Linked DNA regions of Homo sapiens: region 1 is linked to region 2. Evidence: chromatin contacts called from ENCODE Hi-C data. All regions are on one chromosome and are shown on one strand. Each heading gives the region's core, a stretch centred on a gene start or an enhancer-like site at or near the end of the contact. The rest is flanking DNA. Distances are from core to core; before and after follow the strand shown.

The links. Hi-C counts contacts between places; a loop is a spot of excess contacts on that map. Pooled maps may share reads with other maps.
Region 1: a loop to region 2 is called in a map of CD4-positive, alpha-beta memory T cell, with 9 times the contacts of the local background. The contact joins the promoter of TMEM38B here to the enhancer-like site in region 2. A Hi-C loop is called at or near these places in 2 of 168 maps with a recorded cell type or tissue (CD4-positive, alpha-beta memory T cell and naive thymus-derived CD4-positive, alpha-beta T cell) and 4 of 50 pooled maps.

What each region holds. Positions count from the first base shown.
Region 1 is chr9:105,691,387-105,697,994 of GRCh38, reverse strand. It overlaps TMEM38B (transmembrane protein 38B), which reads right to left and starts at 3,454. Exons shown (of 6, transcript NM_018112.3): 1 at 3,223-3,454. The coding sequence starts at 3,334. RefSeq lists a silencer at 3,351-3,620.
Region 2 is chr9:100,595,910-100,602,505 of GRCh38, reverse strand. No RefSeq gene overlaps it. Among named protein-coding and RNA genes, the nearest start is that of CAVIN4, 21 kb to the right of the region's middle. RefSeq lists an enhancer at 3,465-3,759. Within about 2 kb of position 3,670, at least 17 of the 41 ENCODE cell types and tissues checked have a DNase peak (open chromatin) inside an H3K27ac peak, as active enhancers do.

The DNA of each region.
Region 1 (6,608 bases), core at 2,205-4,704, 5.1 Mb before region 2:
TCATTGAGTTCCAACTGTTCTATCCAGCCATGACCAGACTTGCAAAGGAACATCTATACAACAAAAAATACTGCAGATAGATTACGAACCTATACTTTTATAGAACTATAGAATTTTTTAAAAAAAGATCAAGGACGAGTATTTTTATAACCTTAGGCCTGAGAAACCCCTTCTTAAAATGCACAAATCCCAATAGTGACATAGGAGAAAAAAATTAATAGATTTTTTCATGGAAAAGTAAAAATATTATGAGATTTTTTAAACTTCTGCAATAAAAGACAATATAAACAAAGTTAAAGATAGCAAGAGTTATGGGAAAAAAGGACTACAGACATAAATAGAATGAATATCCATGATCCACAAAGACAGTAAATAGAAGACAATAACCTACAGCCCAATAAGAAAATGGACAAAAAAAAATTAAGCAATTTACATGAAATACAAATGACCAATAAGAGGCACAAACACATCAGTACCATGACAAACATAAATGAAAAATTGCTTTCTGATCATCAGAATGGCAAGATATTGAAGACCAATAATAGAACTGTCAAAGGAAATGGGCAGTCTAACACACTTCGGGTAAAAGGCTAAACAGGTACACTGTTCACTCTTGTGTCTGAATTCCATCATTTTTACCTCCTTACAAGTACTGGTACTGTATGATACTATATAAGTATTCAATAATCACGTGGTTCTCAAATTATGGAATCTCAGGAGCCCTCTACATCCCTAAAAATTAGTAAACAGATTAATGCTTGCCAAGGATAGGGGACAGCTTACACAAAAGTGCAGGAAGGAATTTAGGGTGGGTGAGGAAACCGTTCAGTATCTTGATTGTGATGGTAGTTGAATGACTGTATGTGTCTGTCCAAAAACACAGAACTTTTTATTAAAAATGGTGAACAGATTCTATGTGAATTACATCTTTTAAAAAATCGGACTTAAATTTCTTGACAACCCCAAAAGGTTTTGTTTATGTTGGCTACAAGTATCAATACTTAGCATCTTAGAAATTATAACTGAGAAAATTTTAAATAGTTGTGGCGGCTAAAGCAACTCCAACATCCGCCATGTTGACTTATGATTAACCCCAGTTCTGGGATTGCCTCTAAGATTTATATTTTATCTACTGTTCCTTGTGTAAAAGTATACACTTACCGATCTTGCCCTTAGGTCAAACAACCTTGACGCTATTTCACTTACCATAAATCCTGCTCTTAAGCAACTGTCCTACACATCTCTGGTTGGGGGTTGGGGGTCGGGTAATGGGGTGATCCACCATCTCCTTGGGGCCACCCAAGACATGGCTTCTGTTCTTAAGTCCCTTTTAAAGGTTTCTTTCTAAGAAACTGGATTCCTCAGCCTCTCAGCTTCCTCAGCCTTTGGGGATAGGACTGCATAGACCTGTCCACTATGCAACAATTGTTCTTCATGTTTTCATTTTTTAAAAAGTAAATGTATTAAATGTTAACATAAATAATGTATTCTTCAAGCCTGGCCAACATGGCGAAACCCCGTCTCCACTACTAAAAATACAAAAATTAGCCGAACTTGGTGGCAGGCGCCTCCCAGCTACTCCGGAGGCTGAGGCAGGAGAATCGCTTAAACCCAGGAGGCACAGGTTGCAGCACTGAGCCGAGATCGCGCCACTGCACTTCAGCCTGGGCGACAGAGAGACTCCGTCTCAAAAATAATAATAATAATAATGATAATGTATTCTTTATGAAAAATAACTTTTCCAAAACAAAAAACATTTAGTGAGAAGAATCACACTGTGTACATTCTAACAAATGTCTGGCTTCAAATAGAAAACTGTTAGATTCTCATATCTACTTCCTTCTGTTACAGTATCACAACTCAGGTAGCCTCTGGAAAACTCCACTGTACACTTCTGAAAAAATGAGAGTGAAAAAGATAACATCTGCATATTATTACGAAAGTAATTTTAAACTGGCAGTGTCAGAGAATCCCATGGGTCCCTGGACCACAATGTGAACATCTGATTCAGCCTATACAAAAAAAAATTTTTTTAATCAAATTCTGAACATGTAGTAGCAACAAAACTTACTTTTTTCAAATCAAAGAAATAATATCTTATGCAGATAATGTGTTCTACTTTAATGCAGTAATACCATCCTCATCCAGGTCAAAATTTGTACCAACGATTTAAACTGAGCTACAAACTTCAACATAAATGAAAAATATTTCTGAGGTCTAAGGATTTTTTAAAACCAGTAAGTAGTCCATAAGAAAGATACAGCATCATCCTCCAGACCTCACTCATCAACTATCCGTAGGGCAAGGCAGATGAAAGACAGCAAGAACACAAAGAAAGTAGGCAAAGAAATGTCTGACCTCAAAGAAAGAAGAGGTCCATACAACTAAAAGCACAGTAGAATAACTACAAAAGTAAAGCAGTATTAGAGCAAACGCACCCTGGTGTAAAATCCAATAAAATACAACTACTGTCCCTTGATCGCATTGCTAAAAGAACTCAAAATGCTGTTTCAAGACTATATCCCCATTCTGCAGATAGTGAAACTACGCCAGGTAACTCTTGCTTGTACAGTGTCCGTCGTGACTGTGAAAAGGGGAACGCACTCGCTTCTCACATGCTAGGCAGGGTGTTAGGACACTGCGTGAAGGGGAATCCTGGTCTGGCTACAGGAGGCTTTTTGTTTCAGTGCTTGTACAACTTTCATAACTGGAGAGTAGTCCGCAACCATCTATTACTCCAAGAGACTGAGTCAGAAACCTGCTGTCTCCTCACATGACTTTCAAACACTGCGAGCGAGTGGCGACACTGCGAGCGAGTGGCGACACTGCGAGCGAGTGGCGGTACCGCGAGGAGGCCGCCCAAGCCCTGGGCTGGCGCGGATATCTGTGGTTCCGAAACGCTGCGGCAGCTTCTGTCAGTCCTGGGACTTCTGCGGGCGGTTGGCAAGGTCGGCCCTGCTCGCCCAGGCTACGGCCTCGCGGACCCCAGGTCACGCCTCCTTTGAGGAGTACTAGAGCCTCCGTCCTCCCCCACGCTGTTTCCCCATCTGCACTCAGTAAGTCAGACCAACCGGCCCTTGGCGCCCCTCCAACTCTACCATCGAACTGTCTGGGCTAGCGGCCACTCAGCCGCCCACCCGACCCACCCGACCCACCCGACTTAGACGGTCCTCGCCGTCAGGAGCACTCTGAGGGGTCCGGCCCGCGGCGCCCCGCACTCACCCGGCTGACGTTTCACCGCCATCACTGACACTAGATAGTGCGCGATGTCAAAAAAGGGAAACATGGACGTGCGGGAGAAGGCCAGAGCCAACTCGTCCCATGGAGAATCCATAACGACCACCGACCGCGGCAACCGAAGCAGCCGCGGCTACTGGTTCCCCGCGCTCGCGCGGTGAGGAGTAGGAGAGGGCACAGCCGCGGCCGCCCGCTCCTCCGCGCCGGCTCCAGCTCCGCGCGTGCGCCCTGGCGCCGAGGGGGCGGGGCCGCGCTTCGCGGGAGCCGCAGGCTCACCGGCGCTAGGCGGGTGGGCGGGGCGAGCGGGTTCCCCGCGGCTCCAGCCGGCTCTTGCCTCGGTTCTCCTAGTAAGGGTCCAGCGTCTTCTTGGTCCTGGGCGCAGTGCAGGACCTGGAGAGCGTGCAGATGAACAAAACACGGTCCTCAAGGGGAGACGCTCAGAGTTGGATTTATTTCTGTAAATTGATGTCATTCACCTAACATTTATCGAGCAACCACAGTGCAAGTCACACTGTGACTTACTGGAGATATAAAAATAAAACAATAATATCCTGACCTCAAGAACTATGCGTTCCCTGAAAGAGATTTTTTATAAAAAGAGAAAAAACGCACATAATGGTACAAAAGCAGGTACTGAGAAGTATAGCTGCCGTGCGAGAGCAGTTCGAAACGAAGATTACAATTCTGGGAAGTGAGTAAAGTGACATGTGAGCTGGACTTTAAAAGTTAAGTGAGAAACACAAGCTAGGTGGGAGATGGAGGGAGGTGTTTTGGGTTGACTACAAAGTGAGAAATGAGGTTGGGAAAAGTCCTCGAATGGCAGACAAAGCCAGGCAGTTTGGCTCCAGAGGTTAAATTCTTGATCAATCACTATGTTAAGCTCAGAGCCAGAATCTCTTCTCCTAATCTCTACGCTAACTGGGTTGTTTGGTGGAAGGTGAGGGAGTAGAGGTGCAACGAAGCAACAAGATTAAGAATAGATTGATGAGAAGCGACTGACAACGGAAAATCAGAGGGTATTCACTGGTCCAAGCAAAAGGTAGTGGAGGCTGTGGCAGCAGAAATTGAGACCAATTGTGGGAAACATGGGTAGAAGCAGAATATCGTCAGTGAGTGTCAGTCTGTACAGGCGGGAAAGGAAGCATTTGTCAAATAAAATGAGGAACGGGTGAGTAGGAGGATTGTGGTTGCATTCTGATAAATAGGAAACAAGAAGGAATAGGTTTGGGTAAGAAAAAAAACTAGCTTGGCACACTTATTTGATGTGTGAACAGATTATGCTGGCACCAGGAAATTGGAGAAACGTGATTAGCTGCTAGGTAGGTGACAGCTTCACGGGTGTATGCACTGCAAAAGGAGAATTTTTTTTATCTGAATATGTATTCATTAATTTTAATTCATTTAACAAAATGTTTTTTGCGTGCCTACTATGTAACCAGCATTTTGCTGGATGTCAGAAATACTGCCCTAAACACTAAGTGTTTAAAACGTAGGAAAATTGTAGTAAATCTCTACACTTCATTACTTATCAAGAAAGAATAGACTTGTTCAAATACTTTTCACGTGTGGTTTTCTAAGCAAGCACTTCCCGTAGAGAAAAGTCTTTAGACCTGTAGCACACTTTCTAGCAAAACTAAGGGGAAAAAAACCACCTGTGAATATTTATACTTTCCTGTTTAAGTCTGTTCTTTCCATACTTTTTACACATTCGCTTATTTTTGGAATTTTAGTTTTGCGAATTTAGGCTCAGAGTTTGGATATTACTTCTTTTTTTTCTTTTCTTGTTTTTTTTTTTTTTTTTTTTTTTTTTTTTTGATATGTAATCTTGCTCTGTTGCCAGACGAGTGCAGTGGCGCGATCTCGGCTCACTGCAACCCCCAACTCGCTGATTCAAGCGATTCTCCTGCCTCAGCCTCCCGAGTAGCTGGGATTAAAGGCACGTGCCACCACGTTTTTTTTGTATTTTTAGTACAGACGGGGTTTCACCATGTTGGCCAGGATGGTTTGGAACTCCTGACCTCATGATCCGCCCGCCTTGGCCTCCCAAAGTGCTGGGATTACAGGCGTGAGCCACTCACACCCAGCCTGGATATTATTTCTTTAAATATTTTACATTTTAACAGTCTTAAATTTTGCAAAATATATGGTTAGTCTTTGGACTTAAAAAAATATATGATGTAATCTTTAAGACACTACTGAATTGTGTGTCTATACCAGTATTATTCTGGGGTACCATTAAATCCATTATTAACATCAATAAGGCAAAATGAATAACATCAGAGGTTTTTTTAAGGAAGTAAATCAAGCACTTTACTTGCTTAAACAGAATAATTCCAATAGAAAGGAATTAATTATCTCAGACTCTAAAGATAATTTGAAAATTGTTGCATTTCAAAACAGTAAGAATAAGCTTGGTCCTATCTGCCTAGAGCCTAAAGAAATTTCCTTATAAAGGTCTAGGGGAAATTAAATCCTAATCTCACAAAAAAGGCAAGTTCCATCTACATTTTAAATGCGCTCACCGTATTTGCTTCTGGTCAGTGGTTGAGTTATTTAGTCTATTAAAATGAGCATTGTAGGAGGAAATGGAGGATGGAAAGACCCCTTTCCTTCTTACCTTTAAATTACCATGCTATTGAACTTTTTAAAGTACCTTAGAGTCCACAATTAGGAAGTTTTACATTAAATGGACCAATTGCATTTTAATTACCAATTACCTTTAAATTGGTGAGAAGGAAAGGCAAGATTTGGGAGAATTACATGTGAAGATTCAAAGTTTTCCTGACTTTTGGAAGCAGTATACAAAATTACATAATTATTGGTGATAAAATGAATCCAATTTACAAAGTATAGCTTATTCATTAGGAAGCCAAACTGGTCTAATTGTATTAATATCCAAAAATGAGTTCTGTGGGGTGTTTTTTCGTTTTGTTTTGTTTGTTTGTTTGTTTGTTTACTTGAGACTGAGTTTCGCTCTTGTTGCCCAGGCTGGAGTGCAGTGGCACAATCATGGCTCACTGCAACCTCTACCTCCCAGGTTCAAGCAATTCTCCTGCCTCAGCCTCCCGAGTAGCTGGGATTACAGGTGCCTGCCACCACACCCAGCTAATTTTTTGTATTTTTAGTAGAGACGGGTTTTTACCATGTTGGCCAGGCTAGCCAGGCTGGTCGAACTCCTGAACTCAGGTGATCCACCTGCTCAGCCTCCCAAAGTGCTGGGATTACTGCGTAAGCCACCGCACCCGGCCTGAAGAAGAGTTTTGACTAAACCTGTTGGAGGCACTTTTTAGTTCAAAAATATGTGAATCTAATTTTTATAAACCAGGTTTTGCAGCACCAGCATGATTAACATTTGGGGCTAAACAATTCTT
Region 2 (6,596 bases), core at 2,421-4,920:
CACTGGACCAAGACTGGAACAAGCTGGAATACCTGCTTTGTAACAGGCTCTTTGTAACATATGCTAGACACAGGGGCTCTACAGGGAGGCAAGAAAGCAATAGTCCCTTGCCCTCAGGGAGCTTACAACTGTAGAAGAAAAGATAGATATTAATCCGAAAAATTACACGAACATATATAAAATTACAGCTGTGAAAAATGGTCTGAAGGAGCTGTCCATCATGCTTGGAAAGTGGATAAAGTGGATTCAGCCTAGGCAGGAAAGGTGGAGAAGACATCCCTGAGAATAAGACGATTCAACTGAGGTCTGAGATGAGTAGGGATTTGCCAGGTGAACAAGTGAGAGAAGATGACTCCAGAGAGAGAAGCAGTAACTGTAAAAACCATGTGGTGGAGAAAAGCTAGGGGGGACTCTGGTATGAGATAAGGCCAGGAGGTAAAGAGGGGCCAGATGGTGCAGGGCCTCAGAAGGCATAAAAGGAGGTGTTTTTTATTTATCCCATAATCAGAGTGAACCTATAAAACAGTTTATGCAAGGCAGAGTGACAGAATCAGGTTTACATTTCAAAAAAGATCACACCCTGTATCAGTCAGGGTCCAATCAGGAAACAGAAACTATGCAGCAATTTGAACAGGGAAAATTTAACATCAAAGATTATTAGCTTTTTAACAGGAAATTGGAGTCACAAGGGATGGTCTGTGGGAAATAAAGAAAACTGGAGACAAGAGAGAGAAAGAATTCCAAGCATAGCCGATACAAGGAACTGCCACTAACCGAGGAGGAGCCTCCTACTGAGATCTGGAGCTTGTTGGAGACGCCATGGCCGTGGCTTACTGGACAACACAGAAGTCTCAGTGGTGGAACTTACTGAAAAATGCACCCTCTAGGGTACCAGGGAAAGCCATTCAAAAGGAGGTAACTCTCCAGAGACACTCCATAATGAAACTGCCCAAGAGCATGCCACAGGAAGCTTCTGGCCACTGGGTGCTGCTGGCCATGATGCACTACAGGAGCTGGGCTTAGGAGCCTGGCACCTGTGAAGCTGCCCACAGGAGGTGGGCCCTGGGAAATCTATGCACACTGCAGGAGGCTGCAGAGAGCCAGAGAGCCATACAGCCCAACTAGGAGAGAAAACTCCTTCCTCCTCCAGTGTCTCTCCAGTGCCCTCTGCTGACAAAGCTTAGCAACATGCCAGGTGGCAAAGGAAACATATTTAAAGGGCCCAGCCAAAGAAGGCAATGCAGAGTGGATTTGAAACTGAGGGGCCATAAATTGATAACCAGTAAACATTGGCCTCTTATATGGAGAGCTTTCTAGAAGAAGAGTAAAAGTGGATGCAAATAAACCACTTAGGGGGTGCTTAAGTAGCCCAGGAGAGGGAAGAAAAGGAGATAATAACCTATAGGTTCTGGAGCAAATACATGAGCAAGTTCCCAATGGATTATGGGAAGGACACCAAATAGCATGGCTTATGTCCCTGTGCTCACTGACCTTGCAGAAGAGCTGCCTCGAAAAGTATGGCTAAGAGACCAAGGAGAGTCAGCTGTCATACACGGGTCGTAAGACAAGAGATTGGCAGCACCAGCTGTGTGGAGTCCATTCTTTGTATACAAAAGGCAAAGGAGTAGTGTTGCTCCCAAGAGACAGACTTGCCAGGCTTAACAAGAACATCAGTTCCAACAAAAGCCACTCCCTAATCCATGCAAACAAACACTGTCAAAGCCAGGCCCACAAGGGCAGGCCTTTGGATCTAAAAAATTACTAGACAACAGCGAGCATGGCTTGTGATAAGGCCTTTTGGCTGACAGCCAGCAATCCTGGCCTTTTGGGGCTTCATACAGGCCTTCGAGCTACCTGCTATCTCAAGAAAATGGGTGGAGGGGAGTCCAGGTGAGGAGATGAAATGTCACAGCATGTCTCTGAGTCATCTCTCACGTCTCCCAAACATTAAATCGCCAAGTGGCAGAACCTGAGCTCCTACTGAGAAGCCAGGGTTAACGTAAATTTATCAACAACTATAATTTACTAAACACAAAAATAAGCGTTTAGAATGGCTTCCTCTAGGCAGTGGAACCGTGGCTGGAGACAGAAGTAGGGCAAATGACTACTGACGATTGCTTTTTAAATAAACCCTTTGGCATGGTTTAATTTTTTTTAAGACTTCACTGAAGGTGGAGAGTTTACAATTGGATAGAGAAAGTTGTTATATGATTTTGATATTGGACTGGAATTTTCATAACTCAAATAAGATTACTTTGGGTCTAAAAGTAACTAGAAAAATTTTTATTATCTGAGAGTGACGAAAGAAGTTGTAAGAATATGCCTGAGATGGTCAGTGGGAAAAGAACAGTTTCCCTCTCCTGATACTCCTCTGAATTCAGCTCTCTCAATATAATGGCACACATAGGAAGTGTGCTGAGAAAGAATCGCTTAGAATTGAGTTCTGCTGGTTGGTGGAACCAGGATTTCGACAAATCTGAATGTAGGGGTAGTCGTGGTTTCTAAGAGTTGAGTAAGCTCTTTTGTTCCATGAAAGTGTTGCCTGCTTGTAGGTTGGTTTGCATAATGCTGCAGTACCAAACTAAAATTCTTCTCATTTGGAAGTGTGAATCCATATCTCAGAATCAGTAGTGAAACAGACCATCCTGGTGGATTTGCAAAGCAGGACTTGGCTAAAACCTTGAATTCATTATCTGTCCATAAAGAAGATATGAGGTCAAAGAATAGAGATGGGAAGAGAGGTCAAGTGAGGATCCTTTGGAGAGATCTGCTGAACCCGCAACCAAAGGAGGTGGTGTGAGGGGCCTGCTTCTAACCTCAAGCTTACCAAAGAGGGCCTCTGAGGGACCACTCAGGGAGCTTGCAGTCCAAGGGATGCAGTGCACTGCTGTTTGATTCCCATCCAAGAAATCTGGAGGCACAATGGTGCCTTTCAGGTGTGGCAAATTCTGAAGGCTGATTTTTTTTTTCTTGTGGAGCCCTTTCAAAGTTTCCTCAAGCAATGCCTCCCCTCCAGCGGACTCCTGACGACAACCCCCTCAACTTACGCATCTGACAGTGAGGCCCCAATCCCCTTCTGCTGAGCTCTCACCTTCGAGAGGAAGTGTCTTAAGGAGAATTTTTTTCCAAGTAGCCAACTCCCTACCACTGACCCGCTTGGCCCAGGAAAAACTCAGTCATCATTGCCCTCTTGTCATCATATGGACAATTTGTTCGTAAGTCTAATTCAACCAACGAGACAGAAACTGCAAAGCTTAAACAGCTCAGTCGCCAGCCATAAATAAAACAGTGCCAGGAGAGAATAATTTTTCAACTATAAGGAGACCAAGACAAGGGAATAATTTACATTTCTGGTTTGCGTGAGTGGAGCTGCGAAAATAGCCCATCATATGTACATCACTATATTTTAACAAATTTCCTATTGGTAGACGGCTAGACTGCGACAGGAATTAACAGGAATTCCTACAAAACAAACCGGACTCAAGCCGGGCGCTGAACCTGGATGCTGACGGAGACGGGAAGAGAACACCCGCCCCGCAGACCTCGGCGCCTGCGCCGGCTCTGCACCGGCTCTCCGCGGCGCGCATGCGTTACGCCATTAGCGCTTTTCATGTGGCTCCTCCCCGGCCCCGGCGCGCTTACTGCGGGAAATGCAAAATTCCCTCCTCCTGCCCGCGGAGCCGGTTTCAAGAGAGCGAGCGGTGGGTTCTGGAACCACCCTGTCCTGCCGGAAGCGTACGCTCCCCCGCCTACCTGGGGACTGGGCGGGGCTCCAGGGAGAGAGGCCAGGCCTCCGCAGCCCCACCAGCTCCGGCCAGGTGCGTGGTATTCGAGAGTAGATTTGTTGTGAGGGTTAAAGTACTTAAAGTTCCTTGCCTTAAATAAAGAGCATAATAAATTGTGGCTGTTGTTACCTGCTTCCGTCACTTCTGGCGCCTGAGATTTGGTTCTTCCTCTCCAGGATTAATTTTGTTTGCTCAGTCTTCTTCCACCTGCTCAAGAATTTTAACCAGTTGCCACACCTGCGGCCTTCGCTTTACCCCTTCTTGGCTGGGCCTTCTCCTTCAGCTCATCTCCCCCATCATTTACAAATACCCTCCTGTTTTCTGTGCTCTGTCCCTACCTACCTCTCCTGTCCCCATCTCATGAGCGTTATCAAAGGTTATCACATTTGTCTCTTCTCCTCCCACCCCATCTCCCCAACTCACTGGAATCTGGCTGCTTCTACCCACTCCACTCAAACTGCTCTCAGCAAGGTCCTCAGCGACCTTGTCATGCACCCCAATGAACACTTTTCCATGCTGCTCTCTCTGCAGCTCCTGACACATCTATCTGAAACTGCTGCAAATCCCTCTGTCATCCACAATGCTCACACTCCCGGTTTTCCAAACTCTCTGATCACTATATTTGCCAGAAGTGTGTCTTCCTTCCCCTGCCCATTTCTGTTGGCTCCCACACACATGCTTCCTGGTTAGTTGTTTTTTTTTCACACTCCACACTTTTATGGGGTGAAGATCTCCTTAATGCCATTGTTTTTGCCTTGCTGATGACTCCCAAATCTGTACCTCTAGTCTAGATCTTTCCTCTGAGCTTCAAACTCCTGGCTATCCCACAGGCACCTCAGACTTAGCACCCCCAAAACATATCTTTTCCAGCAAACCTGCTTCAACTTCTGTACACTTTCTTCTTTGTCCCTCTTCTCACTGGATAACATCATGTGCTGTCTCAAGCCAGAAATCCAGGAGCCACCTTAGACTCCTCCCTCTCCATCATGCCCAGCTGTGGGCTGGCTTCCCTAGGAAACAGACTCAGAGATATTGTAGGTGGCTTATTGAGTGATGCTCTCATGAACAGCACCTGTGAGGGCTGAAGGATGAAGGACAGAGACAAGGAGTTGAACACTTAGTGAGGTTTAAACCGGGGCCTCAGCCAATGCTATGGCAAGCTCTGGACCCAGGAAGGTCCTTCAGAGCTGTTCCACGCTGAAGCCAGAAGCCACACACATATCCCTCAGTCAACCCGTCACTCAATGTGGGCTGCTCTCAGGAGGGGGCATGACCTTGGGTGAGGTGGCTTTCTCTGCTGAGGGCAATTCCTGGAGACAGACTTGGGCGAGAGCCATCAGCCGTCAAAACTCCCAGCATCTGGAGGGATGAGTGCCAAGTCTTAGAGGGAATGTGATTGTCACCATAGAACCCACTACATCCCTCATACTCGGTCACCAAGTGTTTTATCTATTTCTACATTTTAACTTTCAAATAAAATCCCTCCCTTTTCAGACTACTCTATCTGAGGCACCATGGCAGGGACAGAGCAATGGGCTGAGCAGACACGGTGCCAGTGCTCAAGAGGTTTACAATCTAGCTGAGTGAATAACCACCTAAATATATATTTTTAAACTACAATAAGTGTTCTTATTGTGTAACAGGGGAGGCTTTCCCTGTCAGGGAGTGACGTAGAGGCAGGGAAAGCTTTCCTGAAGAAGTATCATTTTCAATGGAATCTGAAAGATGAATAGAAGTTAACTAGGTGTATTCTTAGTTGGTTGGGAGGGGAGTGGGAAGAGTGTGGACAGGCAAATGGAATTGCCTATGCAAAGGTCCTAAGACAGGTGGGATAAGGCATTGGAGGACCTGAGAGGCCAGTCTCTGGAATGCAGAAACTGAGGAGGAAGAATAAGAGATGAGGATGAAGTTAGGCACGCAGGAGCCAGATCTTGCAGAGCTCATATTTGAGCCTTTTTTTCCTAAAAGTTATGAAAGCCACTGGATGATTGTGATCTCTGTGTAGTAAAAATGCTATGTCTTAGTTAAGCAGAATATGCAACTGCCCACAATCAAAGTCGATAAAATGGATCATATACATCTACAAAATGGTTTCAAGTTAAATTCTGTTAATGTTAAATGCTAGGGGCAAAAAAAAAAATGCAATGCAGATACCACTATTACAATAGCCTCCTTCTCTATCTCTAGAGGCTACTTGTAGTCCCTCTAAACAATAACACCTATTTTTGACTGCTTACTAAATGCTAAGTTTGCTAAGTGCTTTCCATAAAATATCTGGCTTAATATAACACCTTTAGGTGGGTACTATTTAGAAACTGGGTTCAGATAATATAATTTGCCCAAGTTCTCACAGTCAGTAAATGGCAGACACAAGCCAATTTTCCAGTTATAAAGCTAAAGCTCTTGATTGTACATTGAAATACCCCACCTAAGCTTTTGGAAACACTCAACTTCACAACTTTCAGTATCTCCATGCTGCCTTCAACTTCATTCCACCATGCCCTTCGCAGTAGACTCCCTTTGTAAATCAATGCCAACCTGATGCAAGCACAGGTTTGGAATACACACACCCTTAACACCATACAACAAACCACAGCTACCTTTTGAGGGCCACCACTAGAACCAGGACACTTTCTCCTGGCTCATCCCACCTGATACTTTTTCTCCTCCTTACCAACCCATGATTTTGATGCTCTAATCTCTGGCAGCTGAACCCAGTTCTAATTAATACATGCTAATATATGCTAGATAAATGTAAATTTACCTGAATAAGAGCCAAAGAAAAACAGAGGCAAATCCACTATAGTATTC